Linked DNA regions of Mus musculus: region 1 is linked to region 2. A link is a contact called in ENCODE Hi-C data. All regions are on one chromosome and are shown on one strand. Each heading gives the region's core, a stretch centred on a gene start or an enhancer-like site at or near the end of the contact. The rest is flanking DNA. Distances are from core to core; before and after follow the strand shown. Region 1 has its middle 27 kb from the start of Gm31221. Region 2 holds the start of Nrf1 (nuclear respiratory factor 1).

Evidence for each region. A loop is a pair of places that touch in the nucleus more often than their neighbours do.
Region 1: a loop to region 2 is called in a map of heart, with 2.6 times the contacts of the local background. The contact joins the enhancer-like site here to the promoter of Nrf1 in region 2. A Hi-C loop is called at or near these places in 1 of 37 maps with a recorded cell type or tissue (heart).

The regions. Positions count from the first base shown.
Region 1 is chr6:30,201,675-30,209,433 of GRCm38, reverse strand. No RefSeq gene overlaps it. Among named protein-coding and RNA genes, the nearest start is that of Gm31221, 27 kb to the right of the region's middle. Within about 2 kb of position 3,698, at least 1 of the 3 ENCODE cell types and tissues checked has a DNase peak (open chromatin) inside an H3K27ac peak, as active enhancers do; it is heart, where a contact is called at or near this core.
Region 2 is chr6:30,042,514-30,049,338 of GRCm38, reverse strand. It overlaps Nrf1 (nuclear respiratory factor 1), which reads right to left and starts at 1,351. Exons shown (of 12, transcript NM_001164226.1): 1 at 1,226-1,351.

The sequences.
Region 1 (7,759 bases), core at 2,449-4,948, 160 kb before region 2:
GATAGCAGCTGAGAAACATAAACGCCTTCCTCCAGAGCAATGGGTCTCACTCAACCTGTGGTCACAACTCCTTTGGGGATCAAATGACCTTTTCACAAAGGTCGGAAAACACAGATATTTGAATTGATTCATAACAGCAGAATTACAGTTATGAAATAGCAATGAAAATAATTTCATGACTGAGAATCACCACAAAAGGAGGAACTGTATTAAAGGGTTGTAGCATTAGGAAGGCTGAGAACCACTGCTTTGCCCTGTATGCAGAAAGTTCTGCCCTCTTAGGATTCCATTGTGAGCACTCCAGTGAGTAGACCAGCCCTCCCTCCATCCTGGGGCCGTAACTGAGAGAGAGAGAGAGTGTGTGGTTACTATGCTGGATCCTAGGACTTAAGGCTTTGTGAACTATGACCTCATGCTGTTCAAAGTACAGAGTCGATGGCCTGCACCTACTGGAGCCTTCTGTTGTAAGACTCTGGCAAGGCGTAGCTTACTGGGAACTCCCTGAGTGAATGATGCAGAGCCAGGAATCCATGCAAAAAGCAAGAGGAATTTATTGTTCCAGCGCTTTGGGGTTGTCCTACACATGGAGGTGAGAGAGAACGACCACACAGCACATTTGGGCGAGTATTTATACAGTTTTCAAAGCAGCAGCCATTGGGCACAATGTGATTGACAGAAGAGTGTGACTTAAACTGATTGGTCTTTAGAGAATGAAGTGGCAGGCTGGAGTGATGGCTCAGTTGGTTAAGAGCGCTCTTCCAGAGGTCCTGAGTTCAATTCCCAGCAACCACGTGGTGGCTCACAACCATCTGTAATGGGATCTCTTCTGGTGTGTGTCTGAAGATAGCTACAGTGTACTCACATAAATAAAAAATAAATCTTTAAAAAAAGAAAAAAAGAGAATGAGGTGGCAAGGACTTCCCTTGTCTGTAGATGGCCAACATGAAATGTGTCTAAGTGCTCTGGGCCTCTGCCACCTGCACGTAACTGATAGTAAACATGCAAGTGCACACACACACACACACACACACACACACACACACTGGTCTAAGGAATGTAATTAGCCTCTCCCTTCCGGAGAGTGGGGGTACCTAAGTGTTTCATGACCTTTCTCTTCCAGGAGAGGAGGGGTCTGGAATTTTCCAAATACTCTGAGCTGACCTCTTCACCGTCTGGGACCCAGATACACCATGGCTGACCTGCCCAGATGTCAGTTCCATAGTTTTGGTCCAGATCTGAGAGTCAGGACTTGTCCTCCAACACAGCCCATTTCCACTGACAGCAGCATTGCCAGTGTTTCTGAGGCCTTCAGTAGAGATAAAGTCAGCTGTAGGGCCAGGAGAATCAGTAGTATGTAGTTCAGTAGTAGAATCCTGTGTGTGAGGCTGTGGGTTCAACCTTCAATACCAACAAATAAAAACTGATCAGGAGCATACTCTCTAGAGCAGAAATATAGAATGCCATCGCCATCCCTGTCTTGAAAAAACAACAGAAAACAAAAACAAAAGAACAAAAAACAACTTTCTGGTGGTCACTGGTTTTTTTTTCCTTATTTTTTAAGTTCATTAATCATTTGTTTACATTTCAAATGTTGTCCCCCCATCCCGATCTCCCCTCTACAACCTCCTCCCCACGCCCTCCCCTCTGCTTCCAAGAGCGTGCTCCCTCACCCACCCACCCACCCACCCACTCCTGCCTCACCCCTCTGGTATCTTCCTTCACTGGGGCACCAAGCCTTCACAGGACCAGGCACCTCCCCTCCCACTGATGCCAGATGAGGCCGTCCTCTGCTACATATGTAGCTGGAGTCATGTGTGCTCTTTGGTTGGTGGTTTAGCCCCTGGGAACTGAGGGGTCTGGTTGGTTAATTGATACTCTTGTTCTTCCTATGGGGTTGCAACCCCCTTCAGCTCCTTCAGTCCTTCCCCTAACTCTTCCATTGGGGTCCCCAGGCTCAGTCCAATGGTTGCTGTGAGTATCTGCATCTGTCTTAGTCAGGTGCTGGCAGAGCCTCTGAGAGGACAGCCATGCCAGGCCCTAAGTACATCAAGGCATCAGCAATAGTGCCAGGGTTTGGTGTCTGTGGATGGAATGGATCACACAGCGGGACAGTCCCGGGACGGCCTGGCCTTCAGCCTCTGCTCCATTTTTGTCCCTGCATTTCCTTTAGACAGGGACAATACCTTATTTAAAAAGATAATATTAAAAAGATAATAAATAATTTATTTAGCTCAATATTACCTGTTTGCTGTATAATTGATACTTACAAGTTAATGGGTTGCCGGGCAGTGGTGGCACACGCCTTTAATCCAAGCACTTGGGAGGCAAAGATAAGGCAGGTTTCTGAGTTCAAGGCCAGCCTGGTCTATACAGAGTGAGTTCCAGGACAGCCAGCCAGTACTATACAGAGAAACCCTGTCTCAAGAAAAGAAAAAGAAAAAGTAAGCCGGGCATGGTGGCACACGCCTTTAATCCTAGCACTCGGGAGGCAGAGGCAGGCAGATTTCTGAGTTCGAGGCCAGCCTGGTCTACAAAGTGAGTTCCAGGACAGCCAGGGCTGTACAGAGAAACCCTGTCTCGAAAAACCAAAAAAAAATAAAATAAAATAAAATAAAATAAAAAAAAAAGAAAAAGAAAAAGTTCATGAGTTAATTTGCACTTTAGTGATGGTAATATTAGTTCAGTATGTATCTATCAACACGAATGCTAATTTCTCAGTGGTCAAAGGCATAGCCAGTCTCTGGTCAGTGCTGAGGAGGCGGAGAAGTTTGAGTTGAAAGCCAATTTGGCCAATCCTGTCTACAAACATTCAGGGGGCTGGAGAGATGGCTCAGTGATTAAGAACACTGACTGCTCTTCCAGAGGTCCTGAGTTCAGTTCCCAGCACCCATGGAGACTTCGGCCACCCATAACTACAGTTCCAGGAGATCTTCTGACCTCCACCTGTGCCAGGCACACAAATAAATGGTCCACATACATATGCAGGCAAAAGCACACATGCATAAAATAGAATCTAAATACAATATTTGTTTGTTTGGAGACAGAGTTGTTCTGCCTAGCCTTGGCTGTCCAGGAGTTCGATCTGTACACCAGGCTGGTCTTGAACTCTCAGAGATCTGCCTGCCTCTGCCTCCCAGAAGTTTTGTTATTGTTTTACTAGAACAAAGTTTTGCAGAAAAATGTACAGTGCTTGTTTTGAGCTCTAATTAATGTGTATATACCGTGAAAAAATGCAGTACTCTCCCAGAGACAAAGTGCGTAGAGGGGAGGAGGGAGTTAAAAAGAAAGGAATTTATGCTCAGTACCGGGAAGCGCCCCCCACCCTCCTGCTGCTGGAAGCCTCTGCTGGCTGCTAGGGTTTTTCTGTATAGAAGGCAAATAATCCCGGAGCCTAGATGCCTTCAGGGACAGTGGAAGTACCAGGCAGTGGGAGCAGAGGCTCGCGGGGTGGGGGGCTCTGAGGCTCCACCTGGCTGTCCCCTTAGCCTCAGCTTCATCCTCCGGGACGGGAGGGGCGTGACTTCCAGGATCTGAGGACACCGGGGCTCCGCCGTTCTGGATAGTCCGTAGACAGCTGAGACCGCCCGCGGTGGCAGATGCTGTGACCCCAGAGCTGCTGAGACGCCACAGGCTCTCCAGAGTGTCCCTCCTCGGCTCCGCCGCCAGGGGGCGCGCGGGGCTCGTGCTGGCCCCGGCTCTGCGCCTCGCGAGGGAGAGCCTGGCTGGTGGCACAAAGCATCCCCATCCCCGCTCTGTGACTACCACACCTGTCCTCTGAACACAGGACCCCAACCTGTCAATTGCCAGGGATATATAGAGAAACCCTGTTCCGCAAAAACAAAAAACAAAAACAAACAAACAAACAAACAAACAAACAACAAAAAAAGAAGCCAAGCCGATCAGTGGTGGCACGCCTTTAATTCCAGCACTTGGGAGGCAGAGGCAGGCAGATTTCTGAGTTCGAGGCCAGCCTGGTCTACAAAGTGAGTTCCAGGCCAGCCAGGGCTACACAGAGAAACCCTGTCTCGAAAAACCAAAAAAAAAAAAAAAAAAAAAAAAAAAGCCAAGCTGAGAACAATTTAAAGTGAAAGTACTTAGATCTTTTAGATCTTTCTTTTCACACGGGCAGCACATGCTAACAGTAAGGAATGGAGAAGGTGGCTTTGGGTTGTTTGAGCAGACAGTGCCCATTCAAAGACACCTGGACTGAGAGCAGTCATTTCCAGACTGAAGGAGGCGGCCTTTGTCCTGCATGGAGGACCTCAGGGTGAGCTGGCAGGCCCTTACTAGCAGAGGACCCCTGAGGTCAGGGGACTGGCCCAGCAGTGTGGCTCGGGCTGCAGGGAAGCGGTGAGACCGCGGGTTTTAGGGCCTGTAAAGGAGCACACGGGCTCAGGACAACATGGTCCCCTGCCAGTAATTCACTCACACGGAGCCCTGGGATGAGGGCCTCTCCAGCTCGAGCTGCGCTGCCTGCCCAGCATCTGTTCCCTCCTGTGTGGAGGACACAATGCAGTTTGCTGGACTCTCCCTGCCTGCCATGTGGATCCCGGGGGTTCCCTCTCCCGCCTTCCAGAGCAGCTTTTCTGAATTCGGAGAATGCCAGCGCTGGGGAAAGAGGAGAGCCTTTGGTCCCAGTTGGCAGAGGCCAGGAAGAGGGTCTGCCTGCAAGCTGGCCGCCCGCCTCTCCCGCTGGTGGAAAGCTAGTTGCTTTGCCCTTACACCAGGTTTCCGCCGCTTCCTGACATTTGCAGCCCGTGTTCCTGAGGACCAGGCCTCTTAGTGTGGGTGGGAAATTGGATGGTGCTCTTATGATTCAGCCCTGTCTCTAAAGGTCACTCCCCCCTGAGTCTGGTGACCTGAGTTCAATCTCCGGGATCCCTGTGGTGGCAGAAGAGGAACCAACTCCTGAAAGCCGACCTCTGACCTCCACACATATGCCATGCCATTAACACACTCTCCCCCCTGAATACATAAATGTAAAAATAAGGGACTGTGGTTTCTTGAGGCAAAGCCTGTATTATAATAATAATAATAATAACAAATTATTATTATTATTATTATACACAAGTTAGTAAGGGCCAGGTGGGAAAGGCCATATGCTGAGCTTTAAGAAGATTTATACCCAGCCATGGTGGCATATGGTTGTACTGAGGAAGCTGAGATGGGGGGTTGTTAGTTTTATCAAAGCCAGTTTGGACTACAAGCAAAACTCTGTCTCAAAACAACAACAACAAAAAAGACTTTGCTCTGTGTACCTCTGAACTCACTCTGTAGACCAGGCTGATTGAACTCACAGAGATCCAACTACCTCTGTTTTGAAGTGATGGGGTTAAAGGGGTTTGCCACCACACTAAACTTCAAAAAGACACTTCTTCTTTCTCCTTCTCCTTCTCCTTCTTCTTCTTCTTTCCTTTTTTGAGACAGAGTTTCTCTATGTAGCCCTGGCTGTCCTGGAATTCACTCTGTAGACCAGGCTGGCCTCAAACTCAGAAATCTGCCTGCCTCTGCCTTCCAAGTGCTCGGATTAAAGGCGTGTACTACCACTGCCCGGCTTCAAAAAGACATTTCTTTTTTTTTTTAATTCATTTATTATTATATGTAAGTACACTGTAGCTGTCTTCAGACACACCAGAAGAGGCCGTCAGATTTCATTACAGATGATTATGAGCCACCATGTGGTTGCTGGGATTTGAACTCAGGACCTTCAGAAGAGCAGTCAGTGCTCTTAACTGCGGAGCCATCTGTCCAGCCCCAAAAAGACATTTCTAAGAATACAGATAAAGCTGGAGATGTATCTCAGTGGTAGAGTATTTGCCTAGGAAATGTACGGCCCTGGTTTCAGTCCCAGCACTGAAATAAATGGGTAGATAAGTGGGTGCAGTTTAGACTGGGGCTGGGGCTCCATGGTAGTTTACTACATGGTAGTTTACTGGCATGTATAAGAAAGACCCTGGGTTGACTCCCGGCACAAAGAAAGAAGGGAAGTGAGGAAGAAAAGAAGAATCTATACCAAAGCTTGGCTCTATGAAACAATCACAAACCTCTAGCTAGACTGACTGTGGTGGTTTGAATATGCTTGGCCCACAGGAAGTGGTACTGCTAGGAGGTGTGGCCTTGTTGGAGAAAGTGTGTCACTGTGGGGTGGGCTTTGGAGGTCTCCTCCTATGCTCAGGCTCCATCTACTGTGGAAGAGAGCTTCCTCATAGCTGCCTGAAGATGCCAGTCTCTCCTGGTTGCCTTCGAATCAAGATGCAGAACTCTCAGCCCCTTCTCCAGCACCATGCCTGCCCACATGCTACCGTGCTTCTTACTATGATAATGGACTGTAAGCCATCCCCAGTTACACGCAGCCTTTATAAGAGCTGCCTTAGTCATGGAGTCTCTTCATAGCAATGGAAACTCTAAGACCCTGACCAAGCCAAAGGAGCTCAAGGAAAAGGGGGGGGAGGGGTACAAATGAGACAAACAGGAGCTGGACAGAGGCCCAGTGGCTAAGAGCACTTACTGCTTTCAGAGGACCCTGGTTTGACCCAGCACCCACATGGCGGCTCACAGCCATCTGTGACTCCAGCTTGAGGGGTTCTGACCCCTTCTTCTGACCCCTAGGGGCACCTGCACACAGGTGCACCAACACACACAAAAGCAAACAAAAGTAAATAAAGCCCGGTGTGGTGGCTCACACCTTTAATCCCAACACTCGGGAGGCAGAGGCAGGCGGATTTCTGAGTTCAAGGCCAGCCTGGTTTACAGAGTGAGTTCCAGGACAGCCAGGGCTATACAGAGAAACCCTGTCTAGAAAAACCAAAAAAAGAAAAAAGAAAAAGAAAAAAGAAAAGAAAGCAGAATAAAGGTGCGGCTGTGAATAATTGTAAGCTAACAAACAAGATACTCAGATGATACCAGCAGTTTCAAGGAAGGCGGCATTGACTTGGAGAAATAAAAGGCCTGACTGATTCATAACACGACTTGTACTTATCTTTTTTAAATTATATATTCTATGTCTATGATTGCTTCCCCTGCTACCCCTGTGTATGTGTGTACACTGTGTGCAATCCTGGTGTTCATGGGAGGAGAAAGGATGTTCGTTCCCCTGGAATTAGAGAATTAGAGATACAGATCATTGTGAGTCGCCATGTCAGTGCTGGGAATTGAACCCTGATCTTCAGCAGGAGCGGCCAGTGCTCTCGGAGGCTTGAGCCAGCTCTCCAGCCCCTTGGTTTTACTGCTCCAAGCTCCTCTCAGAGGGCCAAGGCTCAACTAGTGTCTCTGGCAAACTCAACCAAACTTAAAAATCAATTGAAACTGATTTTTCCCAGTTTAATAAAGGTGACTTTCCCAGCCCATCTCACGCTAACATCTTTTTTTTTTTATTACGTATTTTCCTCAATTACATTTCCAATGCTATCCCAAAAGTTCCCCATACCCTCCCCTCCTCACGCTAACATCTTTAAAGACAAGAAAATAAGACTGCAAACGTCTCATGGACACAGTAGCAAAAACTCTCACTGAGACACTGGACAGCCAAAGTGACCAGCATGTTCAAAGCACATCCAACTGGGATTTATTCAGAGTGAAGAACTGGTTGAATGTGTACACACAAACTTGGGGCTGGGGAGATGGCTTGGGGGCCAAGTGCTTGCCACGGAGGAATAGCACCTGAATTTGGATCCATCTACAGCAGCCAAGTAAAAAGCAGGCTCACCAATAGGGTACAAATTTGTGATCCCCACACTGGGGAGGCAGAGACGGTCCCTGG
Region 2 (6,825 bases), core at 102-2,601:
CTTAAAAAAAAAAAAAAATCGGCCCAACCGATACCAACTCTAACATAAGCCATCATCAGTACAAGATACTTTAATGGCAGGGAAGATGGGGATGACCTGCTAACAGCTCCTCCAACTGGTCAGAGCAGATAGCCTTTGAAGCTCTAACAACATTAATGTATGTTTAACATTTTCAAGTTCTGGTGGGTAGTCAGATGCACCGAACAAAGTTTGGGGCCAGCAGCAACGACACAACAGGTGAGAAACAGTGGACATCACTACAGAACATGCAATGGCAAACCCACGAATCCACGAAAGCCTGGGAGATGTGGGAGAGAATCAAGCACAAGACCACCCCAGACCCCCTGTTTTATCCGAGGCAAAGGCTCCGTTCCTTCTTAAGGGGTGCGCCACCTCCCCCTCCTGTCCCCCGGAGACCACCACGCCAGTCCCAGGAAGAACCCAGGCCCCTCGGTGGGTATCTCCGCCGGAGAGGAAAAACACAATGTCGCTCCTTATTTCTGCGTACAAAAGGACTTTGCGCCCTCCTCCTCCTCCTCGAACTGCCGCCTAGGCGCCTCCTCACAACTTGCAAGAAGGTGGGCAGCGCGCCATATTCAGCGCCCCCCAGTCCACCTGGGTAACCATCCCACGCCACCCCGGCGGGAGGGAAGCTTCGGAGGTCGCCCGGCCGAACCACCAGCCTCCTCTCCCGCCAGAGACAGCCACTCCCGCGCCCCGCCCGGCCGCACCGAGCCACCGGCGGGCCAGAGCCGGGAAGAGCCGAGGGGGCGAGCGCCGAGCCGCCGCTCCGGTCCCGCGCAGCCCACCCACCTCCCGCTCCCGGGCCCGGCGCGCTCTCCCGGGCCGCCGGCTCCCGAGCCCGCAGAAGGAAGACCAGGCCCGGGGTTCCACGGCGCGGAGGAGGCCGCGGCCGGGAGAACCCGAGGCGGTAGGGGAGGCCGGAACCCTGGGGCTCTCGGGAGGGCAGCCGCCTCCCTACCGAGCCCGCCAGGACGCCCGGGGCCTAGTGCGGCCTGCGCATCCTCGGGGTGGCGGTTTGGCTGGGCCGGGCCCGGGCCCGGGCCCCCCGCCCCAGGCAGGCCGAATCCGGCGGGGGCCCAGGCCCCGAGCCGGGGGCGGCAGGGTGCCGGCTGCGGGGCGGGCCGGCCGGCCGGCGGGCGGGCGGCGTGTTGCGGCTGCGCCGGGGCTGAAATAGCTGGAGATTGCGCGGTAGGGCACTCACCTCAGAGCGGCTGCGCTACCGTGGGCCTGCGCCGTGGAGACTGCGACCGCGCCGGCTCCTCGCAGCCTCCTGCCACCAGCGGCAATGGCGAGCGCTGCCGCCTCTGCCGCCGCCGCCGCCGCCGAGGAGGGGGAGGGGAGGGAGGAGGCACGCACGCGACGCACGGCTCGGCTTCCCCGCCCGGAGACCGCCATGATGGCGAGGCCAGCACGGCTCTGCGGCTCCGGGGAGGGGGCTCTCGGCGGCGCTCTCTGAGACCCCCGGCCGCCTCGTCGGCCTCTGGTGCGGCTCGGCAGCGCTGGCCGGGGCCCGGACCAGGAGGGCAACCGGCTGAGCAAGTCGCGGACGCGGCGGCGAAGTGGTTCATGCCGCCCAAGATGGTTGCTAATCCGAAGGAGCCCTCCGCTCGGAGCCGAGCGCGGGGAACTGAGACCTCCGCTCCAAAGCGGCTCCCCCACATTTTACTCGGCGCGCCTTTGCGTAGTCGCCTCGACCCCTCTCTGAAATGCGCTTTGTTTCTCTGTTTCAAAGCCCCAACCAGATCTGTAAACGGGGAACTTTGGTACAAAGCAATATGGTAATTTATTCTCTCGTTCCTTAGACCAACATTTCTAAAGGGCCCCTTTCCGTACTGGATGCTGTTATGGGTGCTCCGAAGTGCACCTGTTAGCAAACCAAGGCTCTATTTAATAAAAATAAAAAAGTAAGTTCTTGCCCTTGCTTTCTCGGCGCTTAGATGAAGCAATAGGGTATCCTAGTATGCCTAACAAGTGAGCAGACAGTGGGAAAATGAAAGGTTGGGGACATGGGGTAGTTTGGGTTGCTTTTGTTATGTCATCAGGAGCCCCCATCAGAACCACCGGGAGTCCCAGCTCCAACTGAAACCTAGAATCTGCATTTTTAACACTTCTGGGAGATTTAATGTGCACTAGATAAATGCCCCACATGGTGTCAGAAAACAGCTTAACAAATAAGCAAACATTTTTTTAATTGGATACCTTTGTCTTATGTAGTTTTTTTTTTTTTTTTTTTTTAGTCCAAGACAGGATTTCTCTGTGTAGACCAGGCTGTCCTGGAACTCACTCTGCAGACCAAGCTGACCTCCAACCCAGAGATCATCTGCCTCTACCTCCCCAGTGCTGGGATTAAAGGCGTGTGCCACCACTGCCCAGCTTAACTGAATGCCTTTTTCCCTTAACGGTTTCTTTTCTCTTCCTTCCTTCCTTACTTCCTTCCTTTCTTTTTTTTTCTTTTTCCTTTTTTTTGGTTTTTAGAGACGGTTTCTCTGTGTAGCCCTGGCTTGGCTGTCCAAGAACTCTGTAGACCAGGCTGGCCTCAAACTCAGAAATCTGCGTGCTTCTGCCTCCCCAGTGCTTGGATCAAAGGCGTGCGCCACCACTGCCTGGCACCCTTAATGTTTTCTAAATCAAACCGATATCACTGTCACTACCCATCCCTGTAGGAATAATGTCTGCTCTTTCCTCTTTGCCTCAATGATTTTTTTTTTTTTTTTTTTTTTTTTTTGAGATAGGGTCTCAACTATGTAGCCCAGGATGGCCTGAAACTCACCATAAAGACCAGACTGGCCTGGCCTCTAACTCAGAGATTTTTATCCTGTCCTTGCCTTCCAAGTTCTGGGATTAAAGACATGGACCCTCTGCCTGGCCATCCAATGACATCTTTAAAGCGTTGTTGCCTCTTTCTGACTTTGGTCCAGGCTGCTTTCGTGTGGAGGTGCTGCACTTAGACTCTGAACTGGCTCCCAGACCCTGGACTTGCTCTCCCCAGCCCCTTCTGCACACTTCAACTTGAATGGACTCTTTTCTTCATTTTTTTAAAAAAAAGCAGATCGTAGCTGGGCGTGGTGGCACACGCCTTTAATCCCAGCACTCGGGAGGCAGAGGCAGGTGGATTTCTGAGTTCGAGGCTAGTCTGGTCTACAGAGTGAGTTCCAGGACAGCCAGGGCTATACAGAGAAACCCTGTCTCAAAAAAAAAAAAAAAAAAAAAAAAAAAAAGCAGATTGTGTTGTGTTATTTCCCTGTTTGGGATGTCTAACGTCTAAAATCCTTGAAGGTGGCTTTGAGAACTTTGATGTCCTCACCCACGGTGCCATCTCTGACTTCATCTGCTGCGTCTCTCTCAGGCTACAGAAGAACTGGGAAGCTGTTGGATCATAGAGATCAAGGAATACTACCCCTCTGCTCAGAACATTTCTCACGGCTGTCTTCTCGCGTGCTAGAACTTTCCATCAGAACAGCTTGTTACTCCTTTAGTCTGGACATGGCTTTCATCCCTCATCCCCCAAGCCTGCTTGCTTTGCCTTTCCTTATCATACAGGACTTACCAGCGACATCTGCATTAGCTCCCTTCTCTGTTTACAATGGCCTCAGTAGCCCAAGCTAACCTCCACCTGAGGTTGACCTGTCCTGGCCTCCCAAGTGGTGGGATACCAGACCTGTGCTGCCATGCTCAGTTAATGTGTGCTGGGGATTGAACCCAGGACCTCATGGGTTTTGCTAGGCAAACAAACAACTGAGCAATATCCCCAGCCCCTACACTCTCCCTCTCATTTCATTCTCCAATGGAGGCCATTACGTAAGTACTACTATGGTCCCTTTTGACAGATGAAGAAGCCAAAACATGCCAATGTTACTTGCCCCAACTCAGATGGAGATGGAACCAGTCCTGATCCTGACCCTACCAGAGCTTTTAGATGGCTATCCACACCCACTCACAAAGCACAAGAGAACCTTAGTGTCAGACAGCATTAACTTCTGTGGAACTTTTGACAGTTTGTACTACAAATATTCTAATACCAAGTTACACAGAATACTTATTGCCAGGGCCAATATGATGGGATGAATGCTGTAAATGACTTTTTCATCACCCTTATATTAGTTCTGTACAGTCTTAAAATTTTTTAAATTCTATTTATTTAATTTATATATATGAATACACTGTAGCCGTCTTCAGACACACCAGAAGAGGGCACCAGATCTCATTATAGATGGTTGTAAGCCACCATGTGGTTGCTAGGAATTGAACTCAGGACCTCTGGAAAAGCAGTCAGTGCTCTTAACCGCTGAGCCATCTCTCCAGGCCCCAGTCTTAAGATTTAATGACATTAAGCAACCCAAACAAATTGAAATTGCTGCCGCCAAGACAAACTGGCTGACATGAGAATGGGGATTCTTGTGTTGGTAGGAGTCCTCTTGATCAGAGGGTTTTGTGCTTTGTTTTGTTTGGTTTTTGCTAAGGTCAAACACACCAAGCCCTTTGTATGCAAGTCTTATGTCAACAGATTCTCAGACCCGCCCTACACAATCATTTCTCCGGGGTCCTTCTGCATATTTCTGAGTTGATTGATTAGGTTATCAATGAAATTCTGGAAGACACCTTACCCACCTGAGATTAGATCTGACTGAGCTCATTAGATGATAAAGTTTGGCATTCTTTTTCTATTCTTGTCTTTTTGTTCCAAGGACAGAAAGAAAAATGGTAGATGAGGAGACCTCAGGATGTTTTACTGGCAAAAGTGCTTATCAAGCAAACATGATGACCTGAGTTCAATCCCTGGACTTGGGCGACACTACGGAAGCAGAGAACCTACTCCCAAAAGTTGTCTTCTGACCTTGTGCCTGCCATGCTATGGACACCTTTACAAGATATAGATAGATAGATAGATAGATAGATAGATAGATAGATAGATAGGTAGATAGATAGGTAGATAGATATAAAGATATATTGGTTTTTCGAGACAGGGTTTCTCTGTATAGCCCTGGCTGTCCTGGAACTCACTGTGTAGACCAGGCTGGCCTCAAACTCAGAAATCCGCCTGCCTCTGCCTCCCAAGTGCTGGAATTAAAAGCGAGTGCCACCACTGCCTGGCTAATTATTTTTATTTAAGACAGATGATCCTAATGGCTTCTTTGAGCATTGAGGCTTAACTTAGTATGACAGATCACTTTTGACAATGTTGAGCAAGGGCTAAGACATTAACAGTGCAACTTTCCTGGGGATCAAACATGAGTTAAGCCACTGAGATCTAAAGGAGACTCATGTCTCTCTATCTCATTTGCCCATCTAGGTAGAGGCAGACTGGGAGCAAATTTTACCACCACCACCCCCCATACCCGTCCCCAAAACAGAATAAGATTCTGTTCAACTTGAGAAACTATGAAGTAAGTTCCATTTTCCTGGGACAGTATAGGTCAGCTTCCTCGTATTATTGAGAGGTGACAAGGGCTATCTTTGACATTCAAACATTCAAAGAGGCAGTCCAGCCAGGTCATGTATCAATGCATCATTACACACACACACACAAAGAATCGACAAATTCTTGGGCTAAACAGGCTTGGACAACTCCAGCATTGAGCAAAGTCTACAGATATTAATCCTGCCAGCCAGTCTGGCGTGACTCTGTCTTGATAAGAAGTAAACGTTAAGACTCTAGTTTGAGGGGGCTGGAAAGATGTCTCAACGATTAAGAGCACTGTCGCACTTCCAGAGGACCGAGGTTCAAATTCCCAGCACCCATATAGTAACTCCAGTCAACTGTCTGTAACTCCAGTTCCAGGGGATCTGACACCTTCACACCGTCATACATACAAGCAAAACACCAATGCACATAAGATTTTTAAAAGATACAGTAAAACTTATCTTTTTTTTTTTTTTAAAAGACTACCACTGGGGCTGGTGAGATGGCTCAGCAGGTAAGAGCACCCGACTGCTCTTCCGATGGTCCTGAGTTCAAATCCCAGCAACCACATGGTGGCTCACAACCATCCGTAACAAGATCTGACTCCCTCTTCTGGTGTGTCTGAAGACAGCTACAGTGTACTTACATATAATAAATAAATAAATCTTAAAAAAAAAAAAAAAAAAGACTACTACTGTGGCATTGATAGGGTAAGGGGATAGACTGATATGACCAGTGTCTAGCCTGTTCTACACTGTAGCTTGGGAGCAGATATGTAGTTAATCACTAAGTTTTATTTTATTTGGTTGTATCATTGTTTCCAGGGCCCTCTCTGAGCAGAGATGACTGGTTAACACAGGACACCAGCATTCCTAGGTGCCCTGTCTTATCTTTTCCATACTGTCTTCACATCAGTCACTGAAAGATGCTCTGACGTCTCCTTAATGGTGGGAATTAGGGCTGAGATGGCTAATAGAAATGGAAAGGAAAGGACCAATGTAAACAGAGGAAAATCCAATACTGATGGGTAACTGAGGAGACAGCTGAAGGGCTAAGAGGACAGAGGACAGAGGCGATTCAAGGTTTTCAGGACAGAATGGTGGATAGATGCAACTGAAAGTGTCCTGACCTTGCCGAAAGGGAAGTCAATTTAGATACAGGATATGTCTGGTTTCCAGCAGATTGAATGGTGGCTGGCAGTGGGGAAGCCTGCTGCTTTAGGATTGCCCTGGCACAGCCAGCAGCCTGGAATAGGATTGGTAAAAGACACAAGAGCCACTGGCTGAGTGCCAGCTGTCAGAAGCCAGGGGTAAAGGGGTGGAAGGAAGAAGTTGAGAGAGGCCGAGAAGTTTCATTTTGGAAGTGGGTTTTGATTGTGGATAGGGTGTTTTCCAGTACTA